Linked DNA regions of Homo sapiens: region 2 is linked to region 1. The links are chromatin contacts, found by Hi-C or POLR2A ChIA-PET in ENCODE. All regions are on one chromosome and are shown on one strand. Each heading gives the region's core, a stretch centred on a gene start or an enhancer-like site at or near the end of the contact. The rest is flanking DNA. Distances are from core to core; before and after follow the strand shown.

Region 1 (7,460 bases), core at 3,007-5,506:
CAAGGCTACAGTAACCAAAATAGCATGGTACTGGTACCAAAACGGAGATATAGATCAATGGAACAGAACAGAGCCCTCAGAAATAATACCACGCATCTACAACCATCTGATCTTTGACAAACCTGACAAAAAGAAGCAATGGGGAAACAATTCCCTATTTAATAAATGGTGCTGGGAAAACTGGCTAGCCATATTCCTTACACCTTATAAAAAAATTAATTCAAGATGGATTAAAGGCTTAAATGTTAGACCTAACACCATAAAAATTCTAGAAGAAAAATTAGGCAATGCCATTCAGGACATAGGCATGGGCAAAGCCTTCATGACTAAAACACCAAAAGCAATGGCAACAAAAGCCAAAATAGACAAATGGGATGTAATTAAACTAAAGAACTTCTGCACAGAAAAAACAAACAAACAAACAAAAAAACTATCATCAGAGTGAACAGGCAACAGAATGGGAGAAAATCTTTGCAATCTACCCATCTGACAAAGGGCTAATATCCAGAATCTACAAATAATTTAAACAAATTTACAAGAAAAAAACAAACAACCCCAACAAAAAGTGGGCGAAGAATATGAACAGACACTTCTCAAAGAAGACGTTTATGCAGCCAACAGACACATGAAAAAATGCTCATCATCACTGGTCATCAGAGAAATGCAAATCAAAACCCCAGTGAGATGCCATCTCACACCAGTTAGAATGGCGATCATTAAAAAGTCAGGAAACAACAGATGCTGGAGAGGATGTGGAGAAATAGGAACACTTTTACACTTTTGGTGGGACTGTAAACTAGCTCAACCATTGTGGAAGACAGTGTGGTGATTCCTCAGGGATCTAGAACTAGAAATACCATTTGACCCAGCCATCCCATTATTGGGTATATACCCTAAGGATTATAAATCATGCTGCTATAAAGACACATGCACACGTGTTTATTGTGGCACTATTCACAATAGCAAAGACTTGGAACCAACCCAAATGTCCATCAATGATAGACTGGATTAAGAAAATGTGGCACAAATATACCACGGAATACTATGCAACCATAAAAAAGGATGAGTTCGTGTCCTTTGCAGGGACATGGATGAAGTTGGAAACCATTATTCTAAGCAAACTATCACAAGGACAGAAAACCAAACGCCACATGTTCTCACTCATAGGTGGAAATTGAACAATGAGATCACTTGGACACAGGGCAGGGAACATTACACACCAGGCCTATTGGTGGGTGGGGGGCTGGGGAAGGGATAGCATTAGGAGAAACACCTAATATAAATGATGAGTTGATGGGTGCAGCAAACCAACATGGCACATGTATACCTATGTAACAAACCTGCACTTTGTGCACATGTACCCTGGAACTTAAAGTATAATAATAATAATAATAATAATAATAAAAGAATCTTACAATTAAAGGAGAAACAATCAAGCTACTGATAGCTACCGTGCTGTCTCACCAACATGATGATGGGGAAATCACAGGAAGGGTGCTTAGAGGTGCAGACCAGCAGCACCTAATCCAGTCAGACGGAGACCTTAGGGAGGAGAGACATTGGGATGTTTGAGCATCCCAATTTTGAAAAGCAGGAGTTCTCCAGGAGAAGAAATAGTAGAAAAGGTCTTTACGAATTAAGAATACAAATTATGGAAACACAAGAATGAGTAATGAGCCTGCTGCAGTCGAGAAACCGCATTATTATTATTATTATTATTTTTTGTGGCTAGTGCCTGGTTATGTGTAAGAAACATTTTATTATTGATACATAATAGATGTACATATTTGGAAGGGTACATTTGCTATTTTGATACATTCATATCATGCATAATGATCAAATCAGGATAATTGGGATATTTTATTTTTAAAGGAATGTTGAAGCAGTAGGCAGGAGCTGGATCATGCCTTGATATAGAGTTTGGACTTGGTGATAAGGCAGTGGGGAGCCGTAAGAGTTCTAGTGCTGTCCTCACACTCACTTCTTTAAGTGTCTCCCAGACCATTTGCTTTTGAAATGTGGCTCATCAGCTTACCACTTTCAACTACTGAAGGAATCATATAAAAGTCTTCCTGGCCGAGGTACAAACTGCTTCATTTTTAATGTCTGCATTTAGAGTATAGTATACCCTGGCCTGATCTCACATCTTTGTCTAATTTCCAGCCTTTGTCTAGGTTACAGCCTTCTTTAACTCAGTGGTCCCCAACCTTTTTGGCGCCAGGGACTGGTTTTCTGGAAGACAATTTTTCCATGGACTGTGCAGTAGGGATGGTTTTAGGATGATTCAAGTGCATTACATTAATTGTGTACTTTATTCTAGTACTACATTGTAATATATAATGAAATAATTATGCAACTTATAATGTAGAATCAGTGGCAGCCCTGAGCTTGGTTTTTTTTTTGTTTGTTTTCTGTTTTTGATGGAGTCTCGCTCCGTCACTCAGGCCAGAGTGCAGCGGCACGATCTCGGCTCACTGCAACCCCTGCCTCCCAGATTCAAGCAATTCTCCTGCCTCAGCCTCCCAAGTAGCTGGGATTACAGATGCCTGCCACCACACTTGGCTAATTTTTGTATTTTTGGTAGAGACGGGGTTTCACCATGTTGGCCAGGCTGGTCTCGAGCTCCTGACCTCAAGTGATCCGCCAGCCTCGGCCTCCCAAAGTGCTGGGATTACAGGCGTGAGCCACTTCGCCCAGCCTCCTGAGCTTGTTTTCCTGCAACTAGATGGTCCCATCTGGGGGTGATGGGAGACAATGACAGATCATCAAGCATTAGATTCTCACTCATCTCCTGAAGCTCATGCCTTTTATATATAAAATACCTACGGGAATTTGGTTAACAAAGGCAGCTAAAATGATGTGAGGACATGAAGTCCAATAGGCAAATATTGGATCAGAACATTATGCCAGAGATGTCCGGAGCTCTCTGGGAGGTGTTGAGAGATGAATGAAGGGTGGGGGATAGGCACTGACAACCCTTGGAGAGCCAGGTGGAGAGGTAGTGATGATTAACTTTAGTTGCTCTCCCACAAGGCTGGGAGAAATTAATGAGCAACAGAATGAATAAGCAAGTTTACTAAAGTTTAGGCAACTTCAATGACTTGAATATGCATAATGTACCACTGCTAAGACATAGTTGAGTAAAGAGGTATGCAACTAAAAATTCCCCAGGCTTCACTAGATTATGTTAGAAAATACATTAATTACAGAATATTCAAATCCTGTGGTTAATTGTCTTCATTCCTGAAACAAAGCCCAAAGTCCTTGCAAAGTTGCCTCCCCACCAGCCTTTTTGGAGCCATCAGGGCATATGCTCAGAGATAAATCTGCTCATATGGCACCTGCTACCTTCCTGGCATGCATCTCTCAGGTGTCGTCTCAGGAGATTGTCCCTCTCCTGCTGGGTGTCACAGACTTGGGGAGCCTGCAGCCAGGCACTGCCACTGAGCCTCACCACTGAGGGGTTTATGAGGCCATCCTGGCTTTAGGGGCTCCAAGTGTCACGTTGACCAAAGCAGTCCATTTTCATCTGTTTTATAAAGGGTCCTGTGTATCTCAATGGAAAAGTATTCAGCCTTCTAAAAGATGTTTGAAGACGATTTCACCAGAGCTTCCATGGAGCCAGGACCCTGCTGTATTTCAGGGAAAAGTGGGCAAGTGTTCATTTTCCAGCTTGATGCAGAACTTTGTTGCCTGGGGAGCAAAGTACCGCTGTTCAAACTCCAAGTCTTACAAAATTGCTTATTAAAATAATTCCTGACATTTTGGCTTCTACATCTTTTCTCCCTAGGTGTCAGGCCTAATCAGTGAAGTAGACTGGAATTAAACACCCCATCTTTTTCTGTCAGAGTTCTCAGTTGTCACCAATTAAAATCTAGTAGTAGCAGAAAAGGAATTTATTAAAGAATATAAGATTTCCCAGGAGGCCGGAAAGCAGGCTGGGAGGCTTCCCAGCCAGCACCAATTCTCAGAGTCACAGTAAAGAACAGACCAGGTGGGAATAACTGCTGACTCCACCAGGCACAGACTCCTGCTGGTACTAGCTCGTGGTGTGACCTTAGCCATCCCTCCCTCTAGTAACTGAATTCACCAGCTGCCATTCTCACCAGAGTGGGCTCTAGGTGGCACTTGTTTCTTTGCAATACATGCTTGTGATTAGAAAACTTGCTGAGGTGCACGTGATTGTCTGGGTCTGTGTCACAGACCAGTGTACTGGCTGCAGAGGAGGTGGGGAATTCTCCAAATATAGGAAGTGTGTTCAATTGTGTTGAGAAGCCCAGACGAGTGATAACATGTTCACTTGAACATCGCTGTCCTCGGGTTCTCTTCCTCTCCTCTATACCTACCCCCAACTACACCCACGCCAAAGCCACAGTACCTTTCCTCCTCATCCACTTAAAGCCAAATATTTCATTAGAATTGAATTATTTGAGGCCTGTCACCACCACCTCACCAAACATGCCCAGACATGACTGAACCTCAGCACTGGAAACACTTAGGCTCAAGCTGAAAGTTTCTTAAGTGCTACACATTAGAAACAACCAACCATTCCTAAACTAGTCCATGAAACCACAGGACACTAAGAAAGGATAGCCCAGATCTAGTAAAGAACACAAACATGTTTTCATGACAGTGATAATAGATCTTCGTTTACACCACCACTGATTTGAAAGGCTATACTGTTTGTTTTGTTTCTTCTTTTATTCTTTATTCAATATTCAACTTAACTATTGAGTGGACCTAAGCACTGTTAATAAAGCAGTAAACAAAGCCCTGCCCATAAAGTGTTAATATTCTAGAGGGAGACGCAGACTATGAACAAGGACTCAAATGCATACACAGTGTAAGTTCAGACAGTGATAAGTACATTAAGGAAAATAAAGGAGGGTTAAGGAATAGACGGTGATGGGACTGATGCTCATTTATATTGAGTGGTCTGGGAAGGTTCAAGCAGATTTGAATCATGGAACAGTGTAATATGAAGAGATTTGGGATCAGAGGTGCCTGAGTTGAAAACATACCCAGGAGCTAAAGTGAGAGGAAGAAGGTCAGAGTGTGGTGGAAAGAAGCCTGAAGATGAAATGAGACAGATAAATAGGGCCAAAATATGGAGGTTCTTGTGGGCCACCATTAGGAGTTTAGCTTTTATTCTAAGCATAATTGAAAGCCATTGGATAGTTCTAAGATGAGCAGTGATGATAGGCTTAGACTTACATTTTTTCAAAGTTCTCACTGGCTGCCCTATAAATAGTAGATTATGGGGTTTTAAATTGGAGATGAGGAACCTCTCAGTAGACTTTGCTGTGATCCAGGTAGAGAAACATGTTGGGTTGGACGAGGGTGGGAGCAGTGGAGATGGTGAGATCAGATCAGGTTTGGGATGTATTTTGCAGCCCAGTCTGTCAGGATTTGCTGATGCTTTGTATGTGAAAATGAGGCAGAAAGAATCCAGTATGAACTTCTAGGAAAGCACTTTGTGACCGATTGTATTTTATGGAAATGACTACAGTATTTCCTGTTAATATAGTTTTCCAGAAACTTGCTACTCCCTCATCAAGAGTTGGAGTCTGTGTCCTATCCCCTTGGAACTAAGAGGGCTTTTGTTAGACTTTTAACTATTAAAATATGGCAGAAGTGATACATGTCTTTTCTGAGTCATTAAAACGTGATCCCACTGCTGCCTGATTTCACTGGGACACTCATGCTGTAACCCAGCTACCATGCTGTGAGGAAGCCCAGGTCGCATGGAAAGGGCCAAGTGGAAAGGCACCCAGGCCCCAGCCCTCAGTATCAGCTATGCTTCCTGCCAACAGTCAAGATTTTCTTGCTAGCTTTTGAGTGAGGTTTATTGGACGTATGCTCTCAGATGCATGACTGGATCCTTCTCATTACTACACTTATTCCAGTCCTTGATTTTTGTCTACAAAGTGATTTGAACTATTAGAAAACGTCCCCAAAGCAGGCTATAAATGGCCCTGAGCTCAGTCTCCATTTTGTATGATTCACAGTGCCCTTCTCCCCGTTTTTCCATCAGACAGGACATCTTTCTCTGAACCTGTCGTCCACTCTGTTCTTATTCCTCTGCTGCCCTCTAGGGGCCATTAGCCACATTGCCCCATTTAGATCCTTTATGCTTGGGGGAAAAAAAAAAAGTTACCATTGATTGACTGGAAGGAACTATTCTAAACACTTCATATATACTTACTCCTTTATTCTTGACAATCCTATAAGGCAGATACTACTATTAGCCTCCTTTTAAAGATGAGACAACAGAGATTAAAAAATTAAGTAATTTGTCTAGGCAAGGTCCTACAATGACAAAGCTGGAATTTGAACCAAGGCAGTCTTGTTCTAGAGTTTATATCTGCATTATCCTCCTTCTCCTTTGGTAGGACAAAGTAGATCTATTGGGCATGCATATGAGACTTGTTTACATCTATACCTTGTAAAAATAAATTTGCTTTTAAACTTAGGTATTTATCTTTTGCCTTGATGACGGCAGCAGGTGCCTAAATGGCCTCCCCAGGCATGAACAGATTCCCCACCAGTTCTGCTCTCCATGCGGTAACCAGAGTGACCTTTTTAAAAAATTGTGAATGAATAAACTAAAGAATACTTTCTCTCATCACCTCTTCTCTATACAGAAAAAAATATAACCAGTCTTACCAAAAAGTTAGATTAGTCAGCTAAGCAAACAGGGTTCGAATATTCTAGCACCCTGAAACCACAGTCTAAAATGGTCTTCTGATGTGTGGTTATAACACTTAATATACAGTGTTTGTCTCTTAGTAACTTTAGGTTTATCTTATTCAGCATCACATTATTTATCCTGTAAGGAAGTAAGCATATCTTCTCTGTTTCATAAGAAGATACCTTACTGTACAAAATGGTACTGTGGCCTAAAGTCACCCAATAAATATGGTGCAGGTTTGGAGTTGTTACTTAGAGTAGAATGCAACTCCTAAAATCTAAATATTTTTCAAAACCTGGATGAGATGTGCAGTGGAACCCTGTAAACACAATCTTTTTTTTGAGACGGAGTCTCGCTCTTTCGCCCAGGCCGGAGTGCAGTGGCGCTATCTCGGCTCACTGCAAGCTCCGCCTCCCGGGTTCACGCCATTCTCCTGCCTTAGCCTCCGGAGTAGCTGGGACTACAGGCGCCCGCCACCGCGCCCGGCTAATTTTTTATGTTTTTAGTTGATACGGGGTTTCACTGTGTTAGCCAGGATGGTCTCGATCTCCTGACCTCGTGATCTGCCCGCCTCGGCCTTCCAAAGTGCTGGGATTACAGGCAGGAGCCACCGCGCCCAGACAACACAATCTTAAACAGAAGCTTTATATGTAAACCACATAAAAGCTGCGCAAGTTGAATAGGAGGCAATAAATGAGGGAGGTGTGTGCTTGGGCCTCTAGAAAGACATAGGAAGCATATTTGAGAAATCTCTAGGGCTTGGCTTCAA
Region 2 (7,460 bases), core at 2,018-4,517, 130 kb before region 1:
TGTATTACACAATTACATGTTTGTTTATGTTAATCTTCTCCACTACAATGTAAGGCCCATGGGGACAGGAGTTTTGTCCCTTTTTTGTTAGTTCTTGCTGTTTCTTCAGTGCCTAGAAGAATGTCTTGCACATCAACAAGTATTTTTTAATAGGCTTTATTTTTTTTGAGCACTTTTAGGTTCACAGCAAAATTAAAAGGAGGGTACAGAGATTTTCCGTATGCCCTCTGTCCCCTACACATATACAGCCTCTCCCCATAATCAACATCTCCCATGAGAGAGGTACGCTCGTTACCACTGATGAACCTACAATGGCATCATCATCATCCAAAGTCCATGGTTTGCACTCTCAGTGTTGAAACTTCTATGGGTTTGAACAAAGGCAGAATGTGTATCTCTCATTCTGAGTCCCACACAAAGTGTTTGCATGTCCTAAGAATGCTCTGTGTTCACCTTTTCATTCCTCTTGCCAACCTCTGGCAATCACTGATCTTTCTTTTTCAGACTGTCATATGGTTGAATCATGCAGTGTGTAGTCTCTTCAGACTGGTTTCTCTCACTTAGTGATATGTATTGAAGGTTCCTCCATGTCTTTTTATTGCTTGACAGCTCACTTCTTTTTAGGCTGAATAACATTCCACTGTATGGATACACCACAGTTATGAAACCATTCATCTGCTGAAGGATATCATGGTTACTTCCAAGTTTTTGTAACTATGAATAAAACTACTATAAACATCTGTGTGCAGATTTTTGTGTGGACATAAGACTTCAACTCCTTTGGGTAAATACAAAGGAATGTTGTGATTGGTGGCTGGTATAGTGAGAGTAAGGTTAGTTTTATAAGAAACTGCAAAACTGTCTTCCAAAGTGGCTGTACCTTCAGTCAGAGTTCCTGATGCTCCACGTCTCAGCCAGCATTTGGTGTTGTCAGTGTTCCAGATTTTTGCCATTTCATAATGGGTGTGTGGGTATCTTGTTGTTTTAATTTGCATTTCCCTGATGATATAAATATGTAGCTCAGCAAGTATTTGATGAATTAGTGCAGTGTTTCAATTAAATGCCTTAATGGCTAACTTACCTTCCAGCTGGTGAATGCTGCTCTGTGGGAGGCAGGATTGACATTGTCTCACAAAGAGAAGCAGAAGTGACAGCTAGAGAGACAAATCCTGTCAACACTTGAGTACCTGTCTCTGAGATCCTTTCTTTGATCAAAATAGTGTGACTGGAATTTTCGTCACTTGTCACCACAAAAGTCCTGGCAAATGCAACTTGTTGGTATACTGACACTAATGCCGAAAAATAAAGGATGTAATAAAAACTGAAAAAAAATATGAGGGAATAATTAATAACTTCTCATAGCAGATACTACCTGCCTTGCCAACATCCTCTCAGCAGCCTCCCTCTCTCTTCTTACCCTCTGCCTGTGACTGTAACAGTTCACTATTCTTGGCCTAAGGGCTTCTTTCTATTTTCACATGAGGAAGACTGGAAGAGCTAGGGGTTTAATGCCCTGGGAGCAGTGCTCAGACAGTGCTAAAGATAGTCGCAGGATAGATACCCCAACTTCTTCGTCCCTTGGGCAGGATAACTTTGGGGTATGGGCTACACCATCACCCAGAGGTCTATAGTGGGCTGAGTCTCAGTTGACTACAGTAGCTCCCTTTGGGAACCACCCTGAACTGACTTCCTTCCCTTCCCTGAATCTCTTTGCCTCTTTTCTACTGGTGCTTCCTAGAATCACCACCAAAAAAAAAAAAAAAAAAAAAAAATCCTTGTCTCAAGCTCTGTTTCTGAGGTAACCCAACCTCAGTTTCTATATGTAAAATATTTCAATTTAACCTGAACAAATACGTTAAACATGAAGAAATGTACAAATACAACTTCTAAATCAGGTTACAAGGGAAAAAAACCCATAAAATGGAAATAAAAATGATGAGCACACATTGTGCTTGCTATATGCCAAGTATTATTCCAAGAGCTGCACATATAACTCATTTGAATCCCACAAAAAACCTGTGAAGTAGAGTCCAGAGACTTTAAGGAGCTTGCCTAGATTCACACAGTTTACACAGCTGGTAAAAGATGGAGCCTGGACTCAAACTCAGTCTTGCTCCTTTGTCTGTGCTGTTTGTTAACCATGATACTATCATAGAGATGTTTTAAAAAGGTGATTTATTAGTAATGACATGATATCATGAAAGTATTATGCCCAGTTATGTTGTTTATATGAATAGTGCAGAAAACGAATAACATTTGTTGTCATTATAATCTCAAAGAAGACAGGATCCTCATATAAACAGGAGCAGTTATGAGATAAACACATTTTTAAAAAATCCCTTTAAATGGATGTCAGTTCATGAAAGTGATTTGTCATTAATGTCCAACAGTGAATGACTATGAACAGCAGCTTTTGAGATTGGCAGTAACACAGCTTTTAGGAAAACAGAGGGCAGGCATAGTTTAAAGCTAACATCAGCATGTGTAATGAGGTATCATCCTATTCCCTATGTGGCTTGGGCACTAACTTGCAGCTGAAGAATAGAGATCTGTTTGGGCTTGCAGCCCTGGCTAAATGGCCCTGCTGGTTCCACCCCCCAGGTCTGATGGTCAAGAATTATTGGATACTTCATGTAAAGCACTCAGCCAGGCACTTTGAGATAGATGAAGAAGACTAAGAGGCAGTGTATACTCTCTAGGACCTTAAAACCTAGTGAGGAAGAAAAGCACATGAGGATAACTTGGACTTTTTTTCTTCTATGAGAAAAACATCTGGTAAGGTTATTCAGACCACTCAGCTTCATATGGATTTATAGATGTTGGTGCAATTTTTACTCCTTGGCTTCAGCTATTGAAGCTGTGGCAGCAGGTGTGATTACCTCAGAAGAGCGAAGGTGCAAAACAAACTCTTGAGGTCTTGGGAGCTCTGCAGGTGGTTTCCTTGCAGTTCTTCAAATAAAAGGAAGTCTAAGAGCTTCCTGACTCTGTGATAGAGAATGCTACCATGCAAGGCCATCACTTGAAGCCTTTGCTCTTTGCAGAGGCAGAAGCGTCCCTGAGTGCATTGAGACGCTGGGCTGAAGAGAGGAATGACATCAGCACCAGGTGGGGGAGAAGAGCGATTTCCTTTTTTCTCAGGGTGACCCACAGGAAGGACATGGGAAGTTAGGTCAGAATTGGCTTGACACCTCTGTCCTGGGAAATCCTATCAGGTGACTAAGAAGAAAACAACCCACCAAGTTACTGCTCTTTGCCGAGAGATGGAAGGCACCTTGGGGGAAACCCCTGACCACAGGCCAATAGAACAGAATGTTGTTAGTCTTGCTGAAAAAGCCAACCAGAAAAATACTTCTTCAAATTCACCTGGGGTGACAAGAAATATTTCCCATTCTTGGGTTCTTTCACTTTCCTAATGGAAGCATAGATTGAACACTTTGTGAAATGTCATTTAGATTTTCCCTCTTGTGATTGGCTTTATTTTTCTTTTTAGGAAAAAAAAGACAGAGTGCAGGGCATACTTTTTTTGTGGTTGATAGGATTCCTAATGCAACCATAAATATGACCAGCATATAAGTCATGATCTATGATTCTAATTAGCAAATGATGTTTCTAATTTTCAAATAGGACAAGTTATATATCATTAAGTTTTGGGATGCCTAATCTTTTTTATTCCATCAATTTTTATTTTAAGTTCTGGGGTACACGCACAGGATGTACAGGTTTGTTACATAGGTAAATGTGTGCTATGCTGATTTGCTGCACAGATCAACCCATCACCTAGATATTAAGCCCAGCATCCATTTGCTATTCTTCCTGATGCTCTTCCTCACCCCACTTCCCCAACAGGCCTCAGTGCGTATTGTTCCCCCCATGTGTCCATGTGATCTCATCGTTCAGCTTCCACTTGTGAGTGAGAACATGTGGTGTTTGGTTTTCTGCTCCTGTGTTAGTTTGCTGAGGATAACAGCTTACAGTTCCATCCATGTTCTTGCAAAGGACATGATCTCATTCCTTTTTATGGCTGCATAGTATTCCATGGTGTATATTTATACCACATTTTCTTTATCCAGTCTATCATTGATGGGCATGTGGGTTGATTCCATGTCTTTGTTATTTTGAATAGTGCTACAATGAACATATGTGTGCATGTGTTTTTATAATAGAACGATTTATATTCCTTTGGGTATACACCCAATAATGGGATTGCTGGTTCAAATGGTATTTCTGTTTCTAAATCTTTGAGGAATTGCTACACTGTCTTCCACAATGGTTGAACTAATTTACATTCCCACTAACCATCTAAAAGCATTCCTTTTTCTCTGCAACCTCACCAGCATCATTTTTTCTTGACTTTTTAATAATCACCATTCTGACCGGTATGAGATGGTATCTGATTATTATTTTGATTTACGTTTCTCTAATGACCAGTAATGTTGAGCTTTTTTCATGTTTGTTGGCTGCATGCATGTCTTCTTTTGAGAAGTGTCTGTTCATATCCTTTGCCTACTTTTTAATGGGGTTGAGTTTTTTTTTAATGTAAATTTGTTTAACTTCTTTGTAGACTCTGGATATCAGACCTTTATCAGATGGCTAGATTGCAAAAATTTTCTCTCATTCTATAGGATGTCTGTTCACTCTGATGATAGTTTCTTTTGCTGTGCAGAAGCTCTTTATTTTAATTAGATCCCATTTGTCAATTTTTGCTTATGTTGCAATTGCTTTTGGTGTTTTTGTCATAAAATCTTTGTCCATGCCTATCTTCTGAATGGCATTGCCTGGATTTTCTTCTAGGGTTTTTATAGTTTTGGGTTTCACATTTAAGTCTTTTATCCATCTTGAGTTAATTTTTGTATAAGGTTTAAGGAAGGGTCCAGTTTCAATTTTCTGCATATGGCTAGCCTATTCTCCCAGCACCATTTGTTAAATAGGGAATATGTTCCCCCTTGCTTGTTCTTGTCAGATGAGATGGTTGGGGATGCCAAATCTTAATTAAAGAAACTGACACATGTTTAGAGTTGCCTGAAGTTAAAAAAAAAAAAATTCTGTGCTGCAATCTAAAAGAAGCTACCCTCTTTGAAGAAGAAAAGAGATAAGAACTTTAGCTTTCTTACTTAGCTTTATGATACCCATTGCCTTTCTAAGTTAAAAGATTAGGAAAAAACCTTTAAATGCCAGTTACCACAAATTCTTTTGGAATTAGGGAAATGATAGCTAAAATTATAGCTAAAATAATCATGCAAGCAAATAAATTAAAACAAAAAAGAAAAAAAAAACATCAGAATGCAAAAAACAAAACAAAACAAAACAAAAAACCCAAATTAAAGTTTGATAAATAGCAAATAAACAGTGGCTTTATAGGTTTTTCAAATTTAAAAAGTCTTAAGAAGGCAATCCCAACAAGGAAGTATTATAAACATGAAAGGAATAGGTTTTTGGGCAATGTAAGTCTGAGTAGGCAGTGACGGTGTTTGCTCTAAAGCCATTAAAGTAAATTTAAGAATTTACTTTTTTTTTTTTTTTTGAGACAGAGTCTCACATTATTGCCTGGGCTGGAGTGCAGTGCCGTGATCTCGGCTCACTGCAACCTCTGCCTCCTGGGTTCAAGTGAATCTCTTGCCTCATTCTCCTGAGTAGTTGGGATTACGGGTGCCTGCCACCATGTCCAGCTAATTTTTTGTACTTTTAGTAGAGACGGGGTTTCACTATGTTGGCCAGGCTGGTCTCGGACTCCTGACCTCGTGATTCGCCTGCCTTGGCCTCCCAAAGTGCTGGGATTACAGGCGTGAGCCACTGCGCCCAGCCAAGAATTTACTTTATATGTAATACATGTATATATTTTAGAGACAGAGTTGCTTAGGCTGTTGCCCAGGCTGGAGCACAATGACGTGATCACAGCTCAGTGCAGCCTTGAATTTTTGGGCTCAAGCGATCCTCCCACCTTGGTCTCTTGAGTAGTTGGGACTACAGGCACAACACACCATGACCAGCTAATTAAAAAAAATATTTTTTTGATACAAGGTCTCAATATGTTGCCTAGGTTGGTTTTGAATTCCAGGCTTCAAAAGATCTTCCTGCCTCGGCCTTCTGAGGCACTGGGATTACAGGCATGAGCCACTGTGCCCAGCCAAAAATTTATTTTAAAATATGAAATATACATTTTTCTTTTTCTTTTAAAGACAAGGTCTCTGTCATCCAAGCTGGAGTGCAGTGGTCTGACCATAGTACACTGCAGCCTTTAACTCCTGGCCTCAAGTGATCCTCCTGCCTCAGCCTCCCAAACAGCTGGGATTACAGGCCATATTTCTTATTTACATAAAAGCTGTAGTCAAGATGCGAGGTTTCAGTAGCTATATTAAAATGTAAAATGGCTTAAACCTAATAGAAGTTTACTTTTTGCTCATGTAAAGTCAAAAATAGATGTAACAGAACAGGAGCTATCTCTTCTCTAAGCAGGACCAGGATCCTTTCATCCTGTGGCTCCACCATCTTCACCATCTTCAATACTTGGACTGTGAGGTCACTGTGCATGTTCGTATCAAGTTGGTCAACAGAGAAGAAACATGGAAGATGGCCCATGGAGGATGGCACACATCACTTCCACTCACATTCCATGGGCTAGAACTCACAAATAAATTTGATGAACAGCAAGCCAGCCTCTGTTCCAAAAGTCTTCCTAGACAGAATGTACATAAGCTGATTTAGTATCTGCACAGTCTCTGCAGTGATGCCTCTCTTTGTTGCTGCTTATTAAAGTGTTAACAGGATCAAGGATTGACCCAGAAATGGAATATTAAAAAGAAAGTTATGCTATAAATTCCACTGAGGGTTTTGTCATTTCAAGAGTGCTTCTGAATGTCCCTGTTGAGGTCATTTTTTTCTCTGTTTTGCCAAAAAAAATCTGCCCTCATTTTAATGACAATCTAGTTTTTTTGTTTTGTTTTGTTCTTTTTTTTTTCTTTTTTGAATCTCATTACCTTCAATATGTTTGGTCAGGTTGGATTGGTAAATCTGGCACATGGGGTTGCCTGTACCTCATCATGAAATCCAAAGGATACCTAGAGGGTCCTTCTACCAGTTTTTTTTTACTCAGCACTGTAGGATTAATGCCAGCAGGCAGTCAACTCATCCGTGTTCATTAGACTCACTTTCTAGGGTTTGATTCTGGAGCAGAGTGGTACAAAGATAAGAACAAAAGCATTGGAATTTACCAATTTGTTCCTGCATGGTGCTCTGCAGAAGGGCTGAGTAGTTTCTGCGGCAGAGACCTTCTGGGATTGCCTGGTAGATTGTCTGTATTGAACATGGTTCCTCAGCTATGTCTTCCATCCATGAGCTCCTCCATATGCCTTCATTAAATGTTACCTTTCAGCTAAAATTAGTCAGATTTGTTTTTTCATATATGTGCACAAATAATTTTAATGATATAATATTAGGCACGTTAAGCTTTCAGGAGCAAATTA

Evidence for each region. Hi-C counts contacts between places; a loop is a spot of excess contacts on that map. ChIA-PET counts read pairs that join two places held with the same protein, here RNA polymerase II (POLR2A). Pooled maps may share reads with other maps.
Region 2: a loop to region 1 is called in a map of naive thymus-derived CD4-positive, alpha-beta T cell, with 2.1 times the contacts of the local background. The contact joins two enhancer-like sites. A Hi-C loop is called at or near these places in 4 of 168 maps with a recorded cell type or tissue (Caco-2, mammary epithelial cell and naive thymus-derived CD4-positive, alpha-beta T cell), 10 of 37 single-sample maps with no recorded cell type and 12 of 50 pooled maps. POLR2A ChIA-PET finds 5 or more read pairs at or near these places in 2 of 52 experiments (T-cell and activated naive CD4-positive, alpha-beta T cell).

The regions. Positions count from the first base shown.
Region 1 is chr12:68,039,272-68,046,731 of GRCh38, reverse strand. No RefSeq gene overlaps it. Among named protein-coding and RNA genes, the nearest start is that of IFNG-AS1, 54 kb to the right of the region's middle. RefSeq lists an enhancer at 4,276-4,525. Within about 2 kb of position 4,256, at least 4 of the 41 ENCODE cell types and tissues checked have a DNase peak (open chromatin) inside an H3K27ac peak, as active enhancers do.
Region 2 is chr12:68,171,503-68,178,962 of GRCh38, reverse strand. No RefSeq gene overlaps it. Among named protein-coding and RNA genes, the nearest start is that of IFNG, 15 kb to the right of the region's middle. RefSeq lists an enhancer at 2,996-3,055. Within about 2 kb of position 3,267, at least 6 of the 41 ENCODE cell types and tissues checked have a DNase peak (open chromatin) inside an H3K27ac peak, as active enhancers do.